2 separate regions of the Homo sapiens genome follow, and region 2 is linked to region 1. A link is a contact called in ENCODE POLR2A ChIA-PET data. All regions are on one chromosome and are shown on one strand. The core of a region is the stretch at or near the end of the contact, and the rest is flanking DNA. Distances in the headings are between cores, read along the strand shown.

Region 1 (4,168 bases), core at 843-3,342:
CCTCAGCCTCCCAAGTAGCTGGGATTACAGGCATGCGCCACCACAACTGGCTAATTTTGTATTTTTAGTAGAGACGGGGTTTCTCCACGTTGGTCAGTCTGGTCTCGAACTCTCGACCTCAGGTGATCCACCCGCCTCGGCCTCCCAAAGTGCTGGGGTTACAGGCATGAGTCACCGCACACAGCCCTTTTCTTTTTTCTTTATGAGCAAGGACTTGAGCAATAATTGTCTTTACTATGCCCTCTACATACATTTAGAACTACATTGGAGAGTTATAACTTTTACTTCAATCATCAAACATAATTTAGAAAACTCAAGAGGAGAAGAAAAATCGATTGCATTTACCCATATTTTTGCTTACCATGTTCTTTCTTGCTTCCTGATGTACCAACATTCCTTTTTCTAAAAAAAATCCTTTCCTTTCTGTTTAGAGAAATTCCAACTTCTTTTAGCTATTTTTTTAAAAATTGTAGAGATGGAGCCAGGTGCAGTGGCTCACGCCTGTAATCCAAGCACTTTGGGAGGCCGAGACGGGTGGATCACCTGAGGTCAGGAGTTCAAGACCAGCCTGGCCAATATGGTGAAACCCCATCTCTACTAAAAATACAAAAATTAGTCGGGCCTGGTGGCGCATGCCTGTAATTCCAGTTACTCAGGAGGCTAAGGCAGGAGAATTGCTTGAACCCAGGAGGTGGAGGCTGCAGTGAGCCGAGATTATGCCACTGCACTCCAGCCTGGGCAACAGAGCAAGACTCTGTCTCAAGAAGAATTTAAAAATTAAAAAAAAATTGTGGAGATGCGGGTCTCACTATGTTGTCTCGGCTGGTCTCAAACTCCTTGCCTCAAATGATCCTCCTGCCTCGGCCTCCCAAAGTGCTGGGATTACAGGTGTGAGTCACTGTGCCCAGCCCTTCTTTATATCTTCTTTATCTCTGCTGAGACTTTCTATTTCTTTGCTGAGACTATTTTTTAATTGTTTCAAGTGTGTTCATAATTGCTAATTAAAGCATTTTTTATGCTGGCTGCAGTAAAAACTTTGTCATATTATTCTAACATCTTTTTCATCTTGATGCTGACATTTATTGTCTTTTTTCATTCAATTTGATATATTGTTATAATGAGTGATTTTTGGTGGTGACCTGAATATTCTGAGTATTATGTTATAAGACTCTGGATGTTATTTATTTTTAATTTAATTAATTAATTTATTTATTTATTTTGAGATGGAATCTCCCTCTGTTGCCCAGGCTGGAGTGCAGTGGCAGGATCTCGGCTCACTAAACCTCTGACTCCCGAGTTCAAGCTATTATCCTGCCTCAGCCTCCCAAGTAGCTGGGATTACAGGTGCATGCCACCACACCCAACTAATTTTTATATTTTTAGCAGAGATAGGGTTTCACCATGTTGGCCAGGCTGGTCTCGACCACCTGACCTCAAGTGATCCACCCGACTTGGCCTCCCAAACTGCTGGGATTGTAGGTGTGAGCCATCCCACCCGGCCTAATTTTAATTTTTAATTAAGATTCCCCATTGTTAAGCAATGAACCTTATTTATTTATTGAGATGGAGTCTCACTGTGTCACCATCTCGGCTCACTTCAACCTCTGCCTCCTGGGGTCAAGTGATCCTCATGCTCATGCCTTAGCCTCCCAAATAGCTGGGATCACAAACCTGTACCACCACACCTGGCTTTTTTCTTTTTCTCTTTTTTTTTTTTTTTTTGAGACAGAGTCTCACTCTGTCGCCCAGGCTGGAGTGCAGTGGCATGATCTCGGCTCACTGCAACCTCTGCCTCCTGGGTTCATGTGATTCTCCCGCCGCAGCCTCTGGAGTAGCTACGACTACAGGTGCACACCACCATGCCCAGCTAATTTTTTGTATTTTTTGTAGAGATGGGGTTTCACCATGTTGGCCAGGCTGGTCTTGAACTCCTGACCTCAGGTGATCTGCAGCGCCTCAGCCTCCCAAAGTGCTGCGATTACAGGTGTGACTCACCCCACCCGGCCACTGCACCCAGCTGGATCTTACTTAAACTTCTGTTTTAGCTGGCCTCCTCTAACACCAGCAAGGAAAGAGGAGCACTACCTTGTTACTGCCAGATGGGGGCAGATGTCCAGGTTCCTCATTTGGCCTCTGTTGACAACCTAGGAGTGGCTCCTTGTTACTACAAGGTGAGGGTGGGAGTACTCGCTCCCCACTAGGCCTCCAGTGATAGCTCCCTGGCTGGAAAGCGTAAGAGTACATTATGCTCCCCATGGGGTTTTCACTGACTCTATACCACAAGGGAGGCTGGTATTGGGGGTGAGGGAGTAAAAGAAAAAAACCTGTTTTCCAGCGGGGCGCAGTGGCTCACGCCTGTAATACTAGCACTTTGGGAGGCCAAGGTGGGTGGATCACCTGAGGTCGGGAGTTTGAGACCAGCCTGGCCAACGTGGCGAAACCTCCGTCTCTACAAAAAATACAAAAAATTAGCCGGGTGTGGTGGCAGTCGCCTATAATCCCAGCTACTAGGCAGGGTGAGGCAGGAGACTCGCTTGAACCTGGGGGGCGGCGGAGGTTGCAGTAAGCCTAGGTGGCACCACTTCACTCCAGCCTGGGCAAAAGAGTGAAACTCTGTCTCAAAAAAAAAAAAAAAAGAAGAAGAAAAAAACTGTTTTCCTGTACACTCATGAAACTTCTGACACCAAATGTGTGGAGTTTTCCCTCACAGTAAGCAATTCTCCAGCTCTCTAGATCCCAGTCGGGTGTACTACAATTATGACAGTAACTACCCAGAATTAGCACAGACCACACAGGTTAAGGGTTCAGTCTCACAAGACTATCCCAGTTCAGAAGTCAGTCTCAAATTCCAAGTTGTGACTTGTACTTCTGACCCACTGGCTATAAATCAGGGGCTCCCATGACTCCCTCCTGGGGCTTGATAATTTGCTGGATGGCTCGAGGAACTCAGGAAAGCACTTTACTTGCAATTACCCGTTTATTATAAAGAATACAATTCAGGAAGAGCCAAATGAAAGAGATGGATTGGGGCCAGGCACAGTGGCTCACGTTTGTAATTCCAGCACTTTGAGAAGTGGTAGTAGGTGGATTGCTTGAGTCCAGGAGTTTGAGACCAGCCTGGGCAACACAGTGAGACTGTCTCAAAAAAAAAAAACAAAAACAAAAACAAAGAAAGAGATACATTGGGCAAGGTATAGGAATGGATGGGCTGTATGAGGGTTCCAGGCCCTTGCTAGAGGTGCCACCCTTCTAGCACCTCAGTGTGTTCACCAACCCAGAACCTCTCCAAACCTTGTCGGTTAGGGATTTTATGGAGGTTCTATTATGTAGGCATGATTAATTAAGTCAGTGGCCATTGGTGACTAAGATCCTCTCCCTTCCCTGGAGTTCAAGGTGTGGGACTGAACATTCTATCCAGGGTTGGTTCCTCTGGCAACTAACCCCTATCCTCTAAGAGTTACCTCATTAGCATAAATTCAGGAATGGTTAAACGGGCTTATTACTGTTAACTTAAAAAAAATCACAAGATTTATAAATTTAGAAGTGGAGACTTTATTTCTTGTAAAGTGTTACAGCCTGCAAGGTGGCCATCCCAGAGGCTGGGAAACGCAGCCTCCAGTAGAGACCTGGAAACAGGCATTTCAAAGGAGGAGGGGCTGGGGTAGGAGCTTTATGCTGAAGGAGTTGGCTAAACATACATATTTAACAGGCTAGAGGAGGAGCTATGAATATTCATGAAGGTGGTCCTGGTGCATGCATGTTGAATAAACATGCATGTTACTTATGAACTATGTTCACCTTGGGGTGGAGACTCAACATTTAAATGTATTACGGTTAGGCCCTATTCATCAGAGGTCTTTTCAGGACACAAAAGGACTTTTAAGCACGCAGTCTACGTAAACTGGCTAGACCCAGTCCTTGGTCAGTGGTCTTCTTATCAGGAGAAAGTTACTGAAATCAATCTCTTGTCCAATCAGAGCTGTAGTTATGGCTTATGGAACAAAGTCAGTTGGTCAGCATGTGGTGGTTGTAAGCTGCAACTGCTTCAACATTGTTTATCTCAAGGCCAGTGCTTATTTAGCTGCTAGAGAAAAAGAAAAACCTTGTGGTGGTTAGGACATAGGTTATTCTTTAAGTGTAGGAGTGCATGGCTTAACACTTGCCTGGC
Region 2 (4,168 bases), core at 433-2,932, 1.4 Mb after region 1:
TAAAGGCATATTAGTAGGTCCCATTTTGATTAAATATATGTTAAACATTCCTTCTTAAGCTATGGTGACCAGCCGGTAGGGAGAGAGAAAGAAGTCAGGGGGTTTCTTCCCCCATCTCTGCCCCCTTCCCTCCTTGCTTGGCTGGGGTTTAAGCAGATGGCCACAGATCCTGCTGGGCAGCCCCTCTCCCACAGCCATGTCCCTAATGGCCCTGACAAGGTTCCCATAACATCATCCCTTCTTCTTGCCCCTTAGACTTAGGGGCAATAATTGCTTCCTGCTGTTCCTGGTTGCTGATTGTTTTACCATTCCCTTTACCCTGCCCATTACTAAGCTGATATTGCTCAGCTCCTCACCACCCTTTTTTATGCCCTGCTTTTTGGTACTGGGCTGTGATGTTCCAAAAGACATCCCTCTTTGTCAGCAGCTCTCTGTCGGTTCTGCCAATATAGGGTGCTGTGGGGAGCCTGCAAGACTGGAGGGAGGAGCAGGGACCCATTCCTCCTTTTGCTTGTGCTTCCCCTTAGACTATCCTCAGCAGCCATCCTTCCTACAGCAGCCTTGGGATGCAGCCTCCCGTGTTTTTCTGGCACTCTCAGGGCCGTCCTTGTGCTTGCTCTCAAGGACCTGTAATAACCGGGCAGCCCCTCTTCAGAGGCCTCAGACCCACATCTGCTGCCCTGCTCCGAGCTTCTGGGTGACAACACTAAGCTCTTCCCTTTGTTTCCTGGCCCGAGTGGTGCTAGCCTGTCCTTCACAGTTGCTTTTCTGTGTTACTTTTATGATTCCTTTCACATATTCAGATCTCCAACCCCTTTCTTTTTTTCTTTTTATTGTGAAAAACACATAAATGTTACCATCCTAACCTTTTTAAGTGCACAGTTCAGTGGTGTTAAGTAGCTTCACATTGTTTTGCATCTAATCTCCAGAACTTTTTCATCTTACAAAACCGAACCTCTCTGCCCTTGAAACAGATCCCCATTGCCCGTCCCCCAGCCCCTGATGACCACCATTCTACTCTCTGTCTCTACGAATTGACTACTTTAGATACTTCATATAAAGATCTCCAATCCTTTCTTTATATTTAATTCACCTTATTAAAATAATCAGCACAGTTTTTGTTTTCCTGATTGGACTCTGACTGATCCATCTCTGTAAATAGTCCCTTCTTTAAACAATTTTCAATTAAACTCTTTGAATGGCCATCTGATCCATGCTGGGACCGCAGCTGATACACTATGGAATTACTGGGGAGGTCAGATGAAGATTAGGTTAAAATAATAATAACAGTAAAAACTCTTTTAACTAAAAAGCACTATATATTATAATTCATAGTAGTAATAATTTAAGTGAGGCCACATCTGAGCTTCCCCTGCAGGGCCTTGAAACACTGACATCCAGAGAAGAAGAATAATAAACAAGAAAGTGGCTGCAATGCCAGAGTTTCAACAGATCCTTTGTGGCTCTAGAACTGGAACTCTGTCTCCTTTTCTAAGACAGGATGTGGGGAATCTTATAAAAAGCTTCATATTTGTATTCACAAGTTAATGTGGGAAAGAAACCAGGATTTCTGTGTCCTTAAGTGATACGGAGACTCTGGCTCCAGCAAGACAAGGCTCCGATCCCAGATGTCAGTCCCCAGCGATTCAGGGACACTTCAACATCCTGACTTCAAATGAAAAATCAGGTTGCTTTTCGAGAGTTGTAAAAGACTGGAAACTCCCTGACCACTCGCCAACTCACAGATGCCAGAAACTCTGCAGCCATAGCCCTGGCCAGAGATTTTTCTGGCAGAGTGGGGTCCCCTGACCTCTTTAAGAGGAGCACTGCTTTCTGAGGGCTCAGAAGGCAATCTGAGGCTCCAGCATCTTGGCCAGGGGCTGTGAAGAGACAAGTGGAGCACAGGGTGGGGTATGCAGGGAGCAGGAGGTATCATGGGCGGGCCCCTCAGGGAGGGCCGTGGATTATTCAAAAGTGCCCTGGCCTGCTGTGCATTCTGGAGGATATTCACCATCAACCCTGCCAGGAAAGAAGGCCTCACAAAACACCAGGTCTGAAGGAAGGATCAAGGAATTTCTTTGACAGATGTTAATCAAGAAAACCTGAACACCAAGGGAGGCTATTGCTTCCTCCTGAAACTATTTGACTGGCTTGGTCTCTTTGTACTTGGGTGGGACTAACCATGAGAAAAAGCTCATCTGTGTGAGTTTCGTGGCTCAATGTTATGGGGTACAGACGTGAGCTACTCCTCTAATGTCCAGGAGCTGTATCAATCCCAAGAAATGACTTGCAATATCCTGCATGTGTGTGTGTGTTTTCAGGGAGGGATCTGGAACAATTTTCTGGGGCCTGTAAATGTAAGCTGATTCACAAGATGAAGTGCCCCCTCCCTGCCTCTTCCCCCATCCCGGAATTGAGAACGGCTCTAGATTATGAGGCAGAGGAGGCTGGAGCAATGACTTTCCTCCCGGAATACCCGACAGTACCCTGCCTGGCAAGCCTTGTGTACTGTCTTTATAGGAGTACTTACTAAACTGAACATATAGAAGCAGCCTTCAACTTTTAGGAATCCACATACATTCCTCCCATCCAGAAGGTTAGCTTGTGATGAGAGATTCTTTTGGGGATCTCATTAACAGTTTCTTCTGTTTGTGGGATGGCTCTTCCCAAAGGGGTCTTAAAATCAGAGAACAGGCCTGGCGCAGTGGCTCATGCCTATTATCCCAGCACTTTGGGAGGCCAAGGTGGGCGGATCACGAGGTCAGGAGATTGACCATCCTGGCTAATGCAGTGAAACCCCGTCTCTACTAAAAATACAAAAAGATTAGCCAGGCGTGGTGGCGGGTGCCTGTAGTCCCATCTACTCCAGAGGCTGAGGCAGGAGAATGCCATGAACCCGGGAGGCGGAGCTTGCAGTGAGCCGAAATCAGCCACTGCACTCCAGCCTGGGCAACAGAGCGAGACTCCTTCTCAAAAAAACAAAACAAAACAGAACAACAGAGAACAAGATACTCAAGTTTGGGAGGCTAAGTGCTAATATTGGTTTTCCTACCAACTCTTTTTTGTCCCAGTTACATCATCCACAAATTCATAGTCTCTCCCCCTCTCTACTACTCAATAAAGTTATTATGGGGAATTGTGATTAAAAAATGAGAGGAAGGAAATTTGTAAACTCAAAGTTGTAGTATTAGTGTAGCTAGATGAAATAAGAGTTGGTTCCCCTTCCATGTTATTAGCGGAGAAAAAGAGACAGATTGAGGGAGGAAAAAGAGATGTAGCAGGATATTGTCATTAAGATCACAGCAAACTAACATGACATACTGTTGGTGAGTAGGTAAGAAAGATAGCTCTGAGTCCCTCACTTTAAGACACGTAACGGAAAGGAGTCAGAACATTGCAGGAAGTGAAAGGACTATTTGATTCATCATTATCCTATTCTTAGTTGGAATTATTTTCCTCTTCATTTTAGTTATGACCACGGGTCAGCCAGACATTAAGACAAGAGCACAGGGTTACAGTGTGGGAGCCCTATTTAATTGATTCCAGAATGCACATCTGTCACATCCTAACATCTCTGGGGATCAGCTCATGGTGTTGGTCAGGCTCTGTGGAGATACAGTCGTTAATAATATCATGGCAGTTCACACTGTCATCATGTCAATTGAATTGGATGCATTGTTGATGGTATAGGTGTTGAATTTAATTGCGTTTAGAAGATCCTCAAAAAATTATACTATGATTTGACATTAAAATGAAAAATTACCTTGTGTGCAAAAAGGCGTAGAAACAGAGCAGCAGGACTTTAATTTGATATTAGTGAAGCAGATACGCATGGTTGGAGGAATGAACACAATAGTGCATAATTTTTGCAAAGTAACAACCGAACTGCTTTCTGGAGCCTAAGAGAGGAAGAGCCATCCCTTAAGTAGAAGAAACTGTTAATGAGTTTCACAGAAGGATTGACCATCACAAGCCCAGTCGAGTGACAGCAGAAACTGCTGGCACATCTTGGATGAATGAAAGAAACGTCAAAGCAATCAGAGGCTTGCATGACTGGATAACTATAGTTAAAGCAGTGTATCATGTCGTCTAAAGGATGGTGTTGCTCCTGGTGACTCATAAGGTGTGTCTTAGGATCAATGGAAAATGGTACAAATGTAAGCTTATA

Evidence for each region. ChIA-PET counts read pairs that join two places held with the same protein, here RNA polymerase II (POLR2A).
Region 2: POLR2A ChIA-PET joins it to region 1 with 10 read pairs in activated CD4-positive, alpha-beta T cell. The contact joins two enhancer-like sites. POLR2A ChIA-PET finds 5 or more read pairs at or near these places in 2 of 52 experiments (H1 and activated CD4-positive, alpha-beta T cell).

What each region holds. Positions count from the first base shown.
Region 1 is chr14:49,877,804-49,881,971 of GRCh38, forward strand. No RefSeq gene overlaps it. Among named protein-coding and RNA genes, the nearest start is that of ARF6, 13 kb to the right of the region's middle. RefSeq lists a silencer at 2,167-2,226. Within about 2 kb of position 2,093, at least 10 of the 41 ENCODE cell types and tissues checked have a DNase peak (open chromatin) inside an H3K27ac peak, as active enhancers do.
Region 2 is chr14:51,291,774-51,295,941 of GRCh38, forward strand. It overlaps LOC124903315 (a long non-coding RNA gene), which reads left to right. Exons shown (of 2, transcript XR_007064164.1): 2 at 1,379-4,168. Among named protein-coding and RNA genes, the nearest start is that of LINC00519, 35 kb to the right of the region's middle. Within about 2 kb of position 1,683, at least 11 of the 41 ENCODE cell types and tissues checked have a DNase peak (open chromatin) inside an H3K27ac peak, as active enhancers do.